3 separate regions of the Homo sapiens genome follow, and regions 1 and 3 are each linked to region 2. Evidence: chromatin contacts called from ENCODE Hi-C data. All regions are on one chromosome and are shown on one strand. Each heading gives the region's core, a stretch centred on a gene start or an enhancer-like site at or near the end of the contact. The rest is flanking DNA. Distances are from core to core; before and after follow the strand shown. Region 1 overlaps ZNF609 (zinc finger protein 609). Region 2 overlaps CSNK1G1 (casein kinase 1 gamma 1). Region 3 has its middle 9.5 kb from the start of MIR422A.

Region 1 (4,325 bases), core at 1,320-3,819, 380 kb before region 2:
GGGATTACAGGTACACGCCACCATACCCAGCTTTTTTTTTGTATTTTTAGTAGAGATAGGGTTTCACTATGTGGGCCAGGCTGGTCTTGAACTCCTGACCTCAGGTGATAAACCACGCCTGGCCTCAAACAAGTATTTTTGACAGTCTACTACTATAGGTGTCAGATGCCACCTATGTTAAGTACCTTGGATACAATGATGAGCAAAACAGACTGCCTGATCTCAGAACTTCTAACACAGTAGAAAAGATACACATTAATAGAAAAATCATAAAAATGATAAACAAAGTTGCAAACTGTGATGTGTGCTATGAAATAAAGTATAGAGTACCTTAAGAGTACAAACTGGGCTGGGTGTGGTAGCTCACACCTGTAATCCCAGCACTTTGGGAGGTTGAGGCAGGTGGATCACAAGGTCAGGAGTTCAAGACCAGCGTGGCCAGCACGGTGAAACCCCATCTCTACTAAAAATACAAAAATGGACCAGGCGTGGTGGTATGTGCCTGTAGTCCCCACTACTCAGGAGGCTGAGAGAGAAGAATCGCTTGAACCTGGGAGGCAGAGGTTGCAGTGAGCCAAGATCGCACCACTGTACTCCAGCCTGGGTGACAGGGTGAGACTCCATCTCAAAAAAAAAAAAAAAAGTGTACGTAACAGGGGAACTTGGTAATAATAGGCTGCCTGTGACAACCTGACAGAGAGTCTTCCAGTGCAAACGATTTACAAAAAATAAAAAAAAATTATGTGTTAATTTTGCCCTGGCAGGAAGGGATCCTCAGATAAAAAGGTATTCATTGTCCTCAGGAGAGTGAAAGCATTAGCCTCACTCTCTCAAAGTTTTTGTTAGGTTCACATAAAAAAAGCATCTTGTTCTTGGAAAAGAGTCACCATCATAAAGGCAAGCAGAACAAACAGGCAGGAAATCGATTTATTCTATCTTCAATATACTGAGGTAAGAGGCCTTGAAGGTTGCTTGGTGGCACAGAGATATGGTCCGGATATGTCTGTCATTCCAACAGACTCTGTGACTGTTCAGACATTTGTCCATAAGCAGATGACATTTTAAAAATCAGATAGCCACTTTGTGATTTTCAGATTGTATATTGTATACACATATCCAGAGTCAACCTCTAGAGTTAAACTCTCTCTCTACCTTCTCTGCATCAGCTTCTACCACTCAGGCACACAATAAAACCTCATTAGCGACGTTATTCTGAAAGCTGAAGATGTATTACATTCCTAATGATGACACAGACAAGAATACAGAGTTCTTAACCTGTAACACATCAGCACCTATTGCACGGTAAACTTTAAATAAATACTGAATGACAACAAAATATTCAGGGGAACAGATTTTATTAGAATGACCAGAATGAAATGCCTGAATTTCTAGGGGCAGACTGACAAAATAGCTCTGTGATAATCAGAGATGATTAGCTGTGCTCCTCTGGGCCTCTAAACTCCTCAGAGTGAGGACAGTTTGAAAGTCTGTTTACTGATGCAGAGACATGATGGGACTGAGGCCCAGACTCTCTAACCACATATACTCTGACAAGGATTTGGATTCTTCAGAAAAAGAATATGCAAAAATCAAATTGCCACCAGATGTTACCAAAAGATCTGAAATACCCCATTAAGTCTCTTTACACTTCCTTCCATTTTTTCAGGTTCATAAATTTTCAAAACAGAATAGATTCCGTTCTCAGGGGCAAGTGGAACATGCAAGAAGTCTGGATGCCTTGGGCAACAGCAACCTACAGTGAGCCAACTGCTTAGTGGATGCCTGAAAACAAGACCATCTAAACATTTCCTATAAAATCTGTACCAAGTGACAGATACATGAAGCGGTGTGGGTGGCTGGGCAATGAGGCAATCAGTGGGAAGAGTGAACTGGCTGTACCTATAGGTGTTAAAAAAGGCAAGAGCTGCATATGCAATGAGCCAACATTAAGTGAATTTAAGAGTGACTATTCTCCATCCTCTTGACTCCCTCAGCTGCCCTTTTATTAATTTTTCTCTTCAGGCCTGACCTCAAATTTAATTTATAATCTAACTCTCCCATATAAAATATGGAGAGTACAGATACAGTTTGAATTACCTGGCCAATACCTATCACATGACTGCATATCATAAGTACCAGGATCAACACTGTTGAATACTATGAAGGGAAGAATCTCTAGAAGCTGGGAAATTTTGCTAAGTCTGCTAAAATCCTCTGTGTGGGTATCTCCCGCAGACTGTGGACACTTGAGACTCTAATAACCACTTGGTAATATTTACAACAATAAGTCCCTGGTGGCTCCCCTGCAGAAGCAGGTTGAGAAGGGAGGGGAAAGCCACATATCACACTTACCATCTTCTGTTTCCTGCCACACGATGCCTTCAAGGTTGACGCTAGTTCCAGGTTCACAGGGGCCCAAGCACTCAGGCTCTGTGGCCAGAGCCACATCACATGTGTTGACCCCAACTGATCGGGTACGAACCATGATCTGCTCACAGGGAGATGAGATGTCATTGTTGACCACTGGCACCAAAAGGTGTATTGGCAGCACTGCTGGTGTGGAAACAGGGGACTCCATCTGTGGAGGGAAGAAAAAGTAGTAGCTGAGTTGCAGGGAGAACATTTAGAGGAAATACCTTTTCTGTATTTAATCTAGTCCTATATCTATTCCTGCCAGAGTGCAGACGGCTATAAATAAGACTTTGGTTCTTCCTTTCAAGTTCTGGCTTATGATACCACTACAAATCTAGTGGTTTAGATGAGAACATCCTGTGCTAAGAGAAACTCTTATTAATGAGCGTATAATGATCTTCTTAATGATCTTCCTCATAAACTGCACTTGGCTAAAATGTTTTTTAAAAAGTTCTATTTTTTCCTCATCTCATTAAAAAGTCTCTAATGAAAGAGAATCAGGGCCAGATTTCAATAGTAACAGAGCACACAGACTGATGAGAAAGACAAGGCCCAGCATCTGAGGTATGTTTTGCTACCACCACTATGCTTCCTACCAATCTATCATTCAGCAAACAGTACATTAGTCTGGCATAAAATCCATGAATTTGGGTGGGGATAAAGAGAGGAAGAAATAGCCAAATCCTAGGAATGCCATGATTCCTAATGATCCTAGGTGCTTTAATACATCTTTGGCTAGAAGGAATAAAGTTATAGCAGGGCTGGGATTAACCTGGTGGGAATTTCTAACCCTTAGAAACTGTAACATGTAACAGTGGTTGTTTAATGAGAATGGCATCTTGGAATATAATTCTAACATCAAATTTATCTATAAGAAACAGGAGGTGCTGTTGCCACCCAGAAGCCAATCAACAGCAGTCTGAAGATGTTGTTGATTATGTACACATAGATAGAAATAGTCAAACATGGCTAGGCACGGTGGCTCACACTTGTAATCCCAGCACTTTGGGAGGCCGAGGTGGGCAGATCACCTGAGGTCAGGAGTTCGAGACCAGCCTGACTAACATGGTGAAACCCCATCTCTACTAAAAATACAAAAATTAGCCGGGCGTAGTGGTGGGCGCCTGTAATCCCAGCTATCCAGGAGGCTGAGGCAGCAGAATCGCTTGAACCTGGGAGGCAGAGGTTGCAGTGAGCTGAGATCGTCTCAAAAAAAAAAAAAAAAGAAAGAAGCAATTTGCTTCCAAAACCAGAAACTAGAACCTCTCACAAGAATGTAATTAGTTAGGTTCCAAGAAGAATGCAACCCATCTAGAGACAACATAAAAGTTGTGATGGGTCAGGTGCAATGGCTCATGCCTGTAGTCCTAATGTTTTGGGAGGCCTATGGAGGAAGATCACGTGTAGCCAAGAGTTCAAGACTAGCCTGGGTAACATAGCAAGACCCCACCTCTATAAAAAACAAAAATAAAAAAGGTATCTGTGTGTGGTGGCATATGCCTGTATTCTCAGCTACTCCAGAAGCGGAGGTGGGAGGACCACTTGAGCCCAGGAGGTTGAGGCTACAGTGAGCTATGATTGCACCACTGTACTCCAGTCTGGGTGACAGAGTGAAATCCTATCTCAAAAAAAAAAAAAAGAATGAAATGAAGTGGGCAGTGATCCTTTAACTCTTTAAATCCCAGAATTTATGAGGCTGACAAAGTCTATTATGCTCGAGTGATTGATGCCCCAATCCTGAATGAGCATAACGTCTTGCATATGCAAAGACACTCAATGCACACACTGGCTTATTTCCTCCGAAGATTAAGTATGATACTAATCAGCAGACCTAGAAAATGAGAGTCAAAGATTGGGACTTTCCCAATCCTTGGGACTCTTCCCTTTGTGAGGAATTCTTAGTCTAGGTCCTT
Region 2 (4,188 bases), core at 571-3,070:
TGGGATTACAGATGTGAGCCGCCGTGCCTGGCCATATTTTTTATTTTATTTTTTCCAGAGTCCAGATGAGGAAGAACATTGGGATATTTTTAAAATCCTGATTATATTATCCTATTGATGATTAGGCATTGACTATTTTTTTATTGTAATTGCATATTGGTCCCACTCTCCCCACTCCCTGCCATAAGATTATAAGCTCCTTGAAAACAAGCCTTGTGTCTTCTTTACCCTTGTATCTCAAGCGTATCTTAAGGCCTGGTGTGATGTCATTCTGTCACATAGCAGTCAGCAAGTAGTTCAGTGGCAGAAAGAAGTTAGAAAGATTTAATAAGCTTGCCTTTTTAGATTTTTACCAATGTTATTAATAAAAATATTCCTTGTGATGGTTAAAAAAAGGAAATTTATTTTGAAAGAAGATCAATTGACAAGAAAATAGACAAGATTTCACCATGTGTCCTTGTAAATGTGAGCATGAACACCAGAGCTTGTTTTTAACTTAGAGGCACAGCATTCCTCCCCCTATTTTTTCAGAGTAAGTTCTCAGCTGCAAGTATGACTCATTGGTAGTTAATGTTTGAGCAGCCAGTGCGCATATGCCACTCTTTTGATTACCAAGGTGATGTTGCAGCATTGTAAATAAACAACCTTTTGTGCCAAAGCCACACAAAGACCACAGTAACATAATTAGTGTTTTTACTCACTAGTGTTTTGTCTGTCATTGTTCATTACTGTCCAGTGAATTATAAAATATTTGGATTTCCTGACAATGAATACTTAAACAAAAAGCCCATTGTGACTTAGGTTTGTTCAGTGAATTAATCATTGCTTATAAATGTATGAAATTATTTGGGAAAAATGATTGATTATGAATTTAAAGAATACCTATTGCTGTGATATCCAGAGCTTGAGACATTAAATTCCTAAAATAGGAACTTTTTGTTGTCCTGGGACTATGACCATTTTCTTCAGTACCCAACTCTTAATCATTACCTTGGCCTTTTGGACCCCAGTTTCACATTGATGACCTGATCTAGAAATTCATACCAATTCTCTAATTATGTAGAGATAGAACAAAAATGACAGCACTGGGTAATTGTGAATGTGGTTCTGGTTGGAGGTCTTCCACATTGTCTCTGCTTTTCCTTGTGTGATCTCTAACTCTTTCTCTTCCATTCCACTTTGTTTTCTAGTGAGTGGTCACACTTTTCAAGCTTTGTTTCTTGATTACAGTTTTACCACCAAGATTTTCAAGACTTAATGCTTAAGAATTGATATCTCCAAGATAATCAGGGAAGAAAGTAAAGGGGACCATGAGAACCTTGAAACTGAGAATAAGCATTTTATTTTCCTGTTAGCTATCATTTTTTCATTTCTTATAGAAACCAAATTGTAAAATCTTATAACTATTTTTCTTATTTTCTTCAATCATCAATGTTATGTTAATTGTATTATGGTCACCATAGGCAAGTTTTAATTTCTTTTCTTTTTATGGGAATGATTTTAGGTTTCAGTATTTCCTTAGGGTCTTTTACTTAGGAAGATACATACATTATCAATTTAAAAATTTTCCAATCCATAAATCTTTTTTCCAGCATAGCTCTCAGTTTTGCTTGTATTCTAGCACACAGGAACAAGATTTGGTGGATGAGAGGTTTGGGGCAGAGATATGAAAGAGTCTGTGGCCGAAACAGATCCGTATTAGGAAGAGTGACAGTATGAGAATGACTCCATAGCTGACCACATGACAACAGCGTGGTATATGTTCGTTAATTGACTAGAAGATGAATAAGCCAGAACCAAGCATGCAGCTGAAGTGGGAGGAAAAAGGGAGGGAGGGGATGAGTCAGCAAGGACCAGAGCAAATGAAAGAGGATTGAGGGTTTAGAGGGTAGGTAAACGGCAGGATAATAGGATTCTTTGCAGTAAATGACAGGAAAATGGAGGTCTCTGACATAACCTGAAATTTCTAAGTCTAGGCTCCCATATCCTGGCTTCCCAGCAGCTATTGTAATCTAGTGACTCTTCTGATTTGGCTCTCTTATAAAGGAGAAGCTAATCCTCAAATTAAAAAATGACAAGATTCCTCCCCCCCCCCCTTTTTTTTTTTTTTAAAGAGACGGACTCTTGCTCTGATTCTGAGGCTAGAGTGTAGTGGTGCAATCGTAGCTTGCTGCAGCCTCAAATTCTTTGGCTCTAGTCATCCTCCCGCCTCAGCCTCCCAAGTAGCTGGGACTACAGGCGCAATGCACCATAGCTGGCTAATATTTTTAGTTTTTTGTAGGGATGGAGTCTCACTATGTTGACCAGGCTGGTCTTGAACTCTTGGCCCCAGGTGATCCTCTCACCTTGGCTGCCCAAAGTGCTGGGATCACAGGCATGAACCACTGTGTCCAGCCTTAACAAGACCCCAGTTGAAACTTCACAAATGCAGTAGTCAAAACAAAATCTCATTGGGCAGAGAAAGCCAGTTAACTTGTTAAATACCTAGTAGGCGGTTCATTTTTAAAATTGATACATAATATACCTATTTATGGGATATATGTGATATTTTGATACATGCATATCTATGTGTAATTATCAAGTCAGGGTGGTTAAGCTACTCATTACCTCAAACATTTACCATTTCTTTGTGTTGGGAACATTTCAAATCTACTCTTCTGGCTATTTTGAAATATACAATAAATTATTGTTAACTATAGTCACTCTGCTGTGCTATCAACACTAGAATTTATTGCTTCTAACTGTATGTTTGTACCCATTAACCAAGCTCTCTTCATCCTCCCCACACCCAACCATTCCCAGCCTCTGGTAACCATCATTCTATATGAGATCAACTTTTTAAGTTTTCACATGAGCGAGAACATGTGATATTTGTCTTTCCCTGCCTACCTTATTTCAGTTATTATAAAGGCCTCCAGTTCCATCTGTGTTGCTGCAAATGACAGAATTTCATTCTTTTTTTGTGTGTGTGTCTTTTTTTTTTTTCCTTTTTGTGGAGAACCGGGGTCTCGCTATACTGCCCAGTCAGGTCTCAAACTCCTGGGCTCAAACTATCCTCCCACCTCGCCTCTCTGAGAGCTGGGCTTACAGGTGTGAATTTCATTCTTTTTTATGGGTGAATAGTATTTCCTTGTGTGTATATGTACCACATTTTTTTGTCCTTTATCTGTTAATGGACACTTAGGTTAATTGCATATCTTTGCTATTATGAATAGAGCTGTAATAAACATGGACGTACACACATGTTTTTGATAAACTGATTTTGATAATGGCTGTGAAGATCATTTGCCCATTTTTAAATCAGATTATTATTTTTACTATTTTTTGCTATTGAGTTGTTTGAATTGCATATATATCCTGGCTATTAATTAATCCCTTATTAGATACATGGTTTGCATATATTATATTTTCTCTTATTCTACTGGTTGTCTCTTCACTCAGTTGTTTCCTTTGCTGTGCAGGAGCTTCTTAGCTTGCTGAAATTCCATTTGTTTATTTTTGCTTCTGTTGCCTGTGTTTTTGAGGTCTTACCTGAAAGATTTTGCCCAGACCAATGTCATGAAGCATTTCCCCAATGTTTTATTCTAGTAGTTTCATAGTTTCAGGTCTTACATCTAAGTCTTTAATCCATTTTGATTTGTTTTTTTTTGTATAGTTAGAGATAGGGGTCTAGTTTCATTTCTCTAAACAGACCATCCTTTCCCTACTGAATGTTCTTGGCACCTTTGTTGAAAATTAGCTGGTTCCAAATATGTGGGTTTATTTCTGGGTTCTCTCCTCTCTTCCCTTGGTCTCTTTGTCTGTTTATGCCAGTAACATGCTGTTTGGTTACTGTAGCTTTGTAGTATATTTTGACATCAGGTAGTGCGTGATTAGTGGGTGATGCCTCCAGCTGTGTTGTTTTTTTTTCCCCGCCTTGATACAGGGTCTTACTCTGTTACCCAGGCTGTAGTGCAGTGATGTGATCACGGCTCACTACAGCCTCAGCCTCCCTCACCACGCCCTGCTAATTTTTTGTAGAGGTGGGGTTTTGCCATGTTACACAGGCAGGCATCAAACTCCTGGACTCCAGTGATCCACCTGCCTCAGCCTCCCAAAGTGCTGGGATTACAGGTGTGAGCCATTATGCCTGGCCTTGCTTTGTTCTTTTTGCTCAGGATTGCTTTGGCTATTCAGAGTCTTCTGTGA
Region 3 (4,749 bases), core at 1-2,500, 370 kb after region 2:
CCTAGCTGTCCATCCATGGGGCACAGCCAGGTGAAGAACCCTCTCCCCACACTGCCTGGGGTCACTGACCTCAAGTTCAAACCCTGCTTGGTGAAGATGATTCTGCTGATGATGCCAACGTTCAGGTCAGCCTCAGCTGTTCAGAGCATGTCTACCCACAGGCCATGCTGTAGCCAATGTGGTCAAAGCCAGCCCCAGATAACCTTCTGGGAACCCTGCTCTAGGCTCCAGCTTTGGTATTAGCCAGGGTGCTCAGAGCTTGGCCCAAGGCTCTTGGTGCAGTGGCTACTCTCTAGGCCTTGCTGTGGAGCAGCTATGGCAGGGGCAGCCTCCTCAGCCTGCCAGGCCTGAGGGAGGGAGGAAGGAAGGGAGGAAGGAAGAAAGGAAGGAAGGGAGGGACAAAAAAAAAAAACCCAAGCAAATATTGGGGCTCAGAACACAATATCCCAAAATATGGCACTCTAGCACTCTGAGTTATTTGGACTGGAAGGGATGGGAAGGGCCTCAAAAGCAAGTCTTGCTGATCCTCTCCTGCCTTCCTTTTTCTTTCCCTCCTTTCTCCTTACCCAGTATTGCCCCTGAAAGAGGTCATAGAAACTAGAACTCCTCTCCCCAGTGCAAGCCACGAAACCTAGAAATGTCACTCTCTAACCTCTTCCCATCTCCCTGGAAGACCCTCATACGACAGGGGTCCTGCCCCTTACTCAGGAAGGAAAGAACGCTACACAGAGAGGCCGTAGAGAAGCTGAACAAGAGGCCTTGCTGTGTTCTGCCTTCAGTCTATCACCATTAGAGCACACCCTCTTTCCAATCACATTTCTACATGGCTGTCTGTTCTTTATTGGACCTAAGCTTAAAAATACACAGTTTTCCCTTTGTCTCTGGATCTTCATTTCTGAAGCCTCTCGCATCACGTAAAACTTAGATTAAATAAATGTGTTATGCTTTTCTCTCGTTAATCTGTTTTTTGTCATGGGGGTATTGGCCATGGACCTTGGAATGGGTGAGGAAAAGGTACTACACCTCTTTGCCCTACAAAAGCAGGCTGGCAAGTAGGATGGCCCAGCACCTATTGCATGCCAAGTGTCTTCACTCAGGCAGTTCCATCCGTGTCTAAACAACCTCGCACTTTTCACTTCCCCACTTTGGGGATGAGGAAGCTGAGACTCAAAGGGGCAGATTATTCGTCTTAGATCACTCAGCTGGCAAATGGAAGAAATAGTGTTTGAAACCACAATCTGTTGCAGCCTCCCAGATGGGTACCTGCCCACCAGAAGGTCTTATGCCTAGTGTTCCATTATTGGAATGCTAAGCAGGTGGGAGTTATTTATATCCTGCGGCTCAAGGTCATCACCAAGGCCTGATTTTTCACACACGTCTGCAATTCAAATTGTAACCTCTGGGCCGGGCACAGTGGCTCCTGCCTGCAATCCCAGCACTTTAGAAGGCTGAGGCAGGTGGATCATTTGAGGTCAGGAGTTTGAGACCAGCCTGGTCAACATGGTGAAACCCTGTCCCTACTAAAAATACAGAAATTAGCTGGGCATGGCAGCCTGTAATCCCAGCTACTTGGGAGGCTGAGGTGGGAGAATCACTTGAGCCTGGCAGGCGGAGGTTGCAGTGAGCTGAGACCACGCCACTGCCCTCCTGTGTGGGCATCAGAGTGAGACCCTGCCTAAAAAAAAAAAAAAAAGTAACCTCTTAAGCTCTCTCCTTAGCTTCTGGGAAAAATGAGTAGGGGAACTCATTCACACTAGAATTCTAATATAGGTTAATAATATCCTCTTTCCCAGGGGGCTCCAAGATGTGGACCCAAGTCTCACCTTTCTCTATCTCCCTCACAGCCAGTCATGACCATGCGATGGCCTCGGACCGTAGAAAGTAGTTTAACTGAACTGTTTCTCTTGGGAATTTCCCCTAAAGCTGAGGCATTTCCTTCTAAGTCTCACTGGAAAGTTCCCAAGAGCCCACGAGGTCAAGGCTACAGTGAGTGATATTTGCACCACAGTGCTCCAGCTTGGGTGACAGAACAAGACTCTGTCTCAATAAATAGATTAATAAATAAATAAATAAATAAAGTACTGAAATCTGTATTGGCAGGTGCATCAAGACGTAGAAACTCTCCTTGCTCATTTTGGTTCTGTGAACTTCCAAGTACCTTTGAGAACCCCCAAGGAATCCAACTCGATTTCTTTCCTTTCAACTTAACCCATTTTCTAAATACCGTGCATCTCAGCTCTGTGCTAAGGTGCTTGGATTGTGCTGAAGAAGTCATAATCTCCATCCTTAAATGGTTGTACAAACTAAGGAAATAAAAGCCTCTCAGTGGATGGTATTTAGAGATGAAAGAATTATATACAGGAAGGAAAAATGTAGAGTGAGGCTTCCCAACTGGGCAAGGGACCCTCACAGGCTGTTACTTGGGTCCCCCAGTGTCCTCTCAAGTTTTGCCTAGGATTGGGGTCCCCAGGTGTGCTGTTGGGGGCCCAGGCCCCACAAGGGTAGCTCTCTGAAGAGGTCCATTTGTCCCTACTGACTCTGAGGGCACAGCTGTTGAGATCTGGGTCCCTGGGATGAGCATCTTGGGAGCTGCCTCTAGGCTAGCCTTCTCTTGGTGTACTCCCTCAGCATTCCTGGAGCCTGGTTGGGGGCTGGCCCTAGGGAGCCCGCCCCTGCCTGTGCAGAGTTGCTCCTGGCCCAGGGGAGAGTGAATGCATTGTGCTCAGGCCTCAGTAAGAGGCAGCCTTGGCAACCAGAATCCTGAGGGAGGGTGTGCCTGGCAGGTCCCCTATGGACTCAACCAGCCACTGTCCTCATCACCAAGCATTAGTTTGGACACTAGCTGCACCCTGCTACCAACAAGAGATCAAAGAATCATGTCTGGGACATAGAGTCCAGAGACCTGGGCTCTAGTCCTGGCCCTGTCACTAATTCTCGGGGCAAACTTGGTCATATTTGTTACCTCATATGTGCCAGACACTGTGCAAGATACTTCACATACTTAAGGCCAGGCACGGTGGCTCACGCCTGTAACCCCAGGACTTTGGGAGGCCGAAGCAAGTGGATCACCTGAGGTCAGGAGTTCAAGATCAGCCTGACCAACATAGTGAAACCCCGTCTCTATTAAAAATACAAAAATTAGCTGGGCCTGGTGGCACGTGCCTGTAAACCCAGCTACTCGGGAGGCTGAGGCAGGAGAATTGCTTAAACTCAGGAGGTGGAGGTTGCAGTGAGCTGAGATTGCACCACTGCACTCCAGCCTGGATGACAGAGGGAGAACATCTCAAAAAAAAAAAAAAAAAGATACTTTACACACTTTTTTAAAAAAGCATTTTCTCTCTTATCACGTTTTCTGTCTCTGGCCCTCCCATCTCTTCATCCTGCAGAGAGGCTGGACTTGGTGAAAGGAGGAGGCAGGAGGAGGCCTTTTGGCTGAACAAAAGGCCTACCCCGTGCCCCACCCCCACCCTAGAGGCATACAATCATTGCCAGCTGAGCCACTGGGCCCAGGGTTTCCCCAGCCTTTATGGTTGGGTTTGCATTGAGGCTTCTGGTTCCTGGGGGAGTCTGGCTGCAGAGTGGCCCCATCGGATGCTCTCAGATGTCCCCTCCCACCCACCTGCAATGGCCCCAGTCCACACACTGTGGGATGTTTTTATTCTTTCCTGCTCTCCTCTTCTCCCCTCCCTTCCTCTCTCTTTTTTCCTGTCTTTCTCTCTCTTTCCCTTTCACAAGCTGGGGCTAGAACATCAACTTAAGGAGGAAAACACAAATAAAGGGCCTTCCTCAGGGAAAAACCTGATCAGAGGAGACTCTGTGCCTGGAGCCTGTTTTCTGCCAGCTGTCAGGGATTCTGTAGGATTGGCCTCTCCCAACCCGGAGCTCCCCAAAGCCAGGTTCCTTCTCCCTGCTGCTGTCCTTTGGCTTGGAGAGTGGGGACCTGCATGTCCTGCCTCCTCCGCTTGACCCAGGAGGACACGGCCTCTTGGGATTCTGAGGGTAAGTGCTCCCTGCAGTGCCATCGCTCTTTCCTGCTTATTACTTCACCATCCTCACAACAACCCTGTGTCGGAAGAGAGTGTTCAATGGGCACACAGTTCCATGACCATTTTACCGATGAGAAAACTGAGGCCACACAACTACTAAGACACAGGCCTTCCATCTCTGAGTCCTGCACTTTGCTTAGGTGAGTAACTTCAGCCATTGATCTGGTCATTCTGTGCCCCTCTCTCCAACCTCCCTGGGGTTCTCTTGCTGAAACTGTCTGAATTGGGAATGCAGCCTGGCTCCACGGGCTTCCCAGGTTCCTGCCAGAAGCACCCAGGCTAGCTTTACTGCAGGAATGGAAGCTACCCTCTGCTCCATTTCTGCTAAGAAGAATGCCTCAGATAGGCGGGCAAGGTGGCTCATGCCTGTAATCCCAGCACTTTGGGAGGCCGAGGAGGGCGGATCACTTGAGGTCAGGAGTTTGAGACCAGCCTGCCCAACATGGTGGAACCCGGTCTCTACTAAAAATACAAAAATTAGCCGGGCGTGGTGGCATGCACTTGTAATCTCAGCTACTCAGGAGGCTGAGGCAGGATAATCGCTTGAACCCAGGAGGTAGAGGTTGCAGTGAGCCGGGATCATGCCACTGCACTCCAGCCTGGGCAACAGAACAAGACTCCATCGCAAAAAAAAAAAAAAAAAAAAAAAAAAAAAAAAAGCCTCAGTTGAAACTAGAAACCTGTGGGCATCAGAAAATACTTA

Evidence for each region. Hi-C counts contacts between places; a loop is a spot of excess contacts on that map. Pooled maps may share reads with other maps.
Region 1: a loop to region 2 is called in a pooled map, with 7 times the contacts of the local background. The contact joins two enhancer-like sites. A Hi-C loop is called at or near these places in 7 of 37 single-sample maps with no recorded cell type and 9 of 50 pooled maps.
Region 3: a loop to region 2 is called in a map with no recorded cell type, with 5 times the contacts of the local background. The contact joins two enhancer-like sites. A Hi-C loop is called at or near these places in 4 of 37 single-sample maps with no recorded cell type and 3 of 50 pooled maps.

The regions. Positions count from the first base shown.
Region 1 is chr15:64,621,080-64,625,404 of GRCh38, reverse strand. ZNF609 (zinc finger protein 609) reads right to left here. Exons shown (of 10, transcript NM_015042.2): 3 at 2,353-2,578. All of the region lies in intron 3 of LOC101930091 (a long non-coding RNA gene), which reads left to right. Among named protein-coding and RNA genes, the nearest start is that of OAZ2, 80 kb to the left of the region's middle. RefSeq lists an enhancer at 2,677-2,756. Within about 2 kb of position 2,569, at least 7 of the 41 ENCODE cell types and tissues checked have a DNase peak (open chromatin) inside an H3K27ac peak, as active enhancers do.
Region 2 is chr15:64,244,548-64,248,735 of GRCh38, reverse strand. The region is part of intron 4 of CSNK1G1 (casein kinase 1 gamma 1); the gene reads left to right. Among named protein-coding and RNA genes, the nearest start is that of PPIB, 84 kb to the right of the region's middle. RefSeq lists enhancers at 392-686, 1,576-1,635, 1,756-2,256, 2,257-2,757. Within about 2 kb of position 1,820, at least 6 of the 41 ENCODE cell types and tissues checked have a DNase peak (open chromatin) inside an H3K27ac peak, as active enhancers do.
Region 3 is chr15:63,878,137-63,882,885 of GRCh38, reverse strand. No RefSeq gene overlaps it. Among named protein-coding and RNA genes, the nearest start is that of MIR422A, 9.5 kb to the right of the region's middle. RefSeq lists an enhancer at 3,097-3,992. Within about 2 kb of position 1,250, at least 2 of the 41 ENCODE cell types and tissues checked have a DNase peak (open chromatin) inside an H3K27ac peak, as active enhancers do.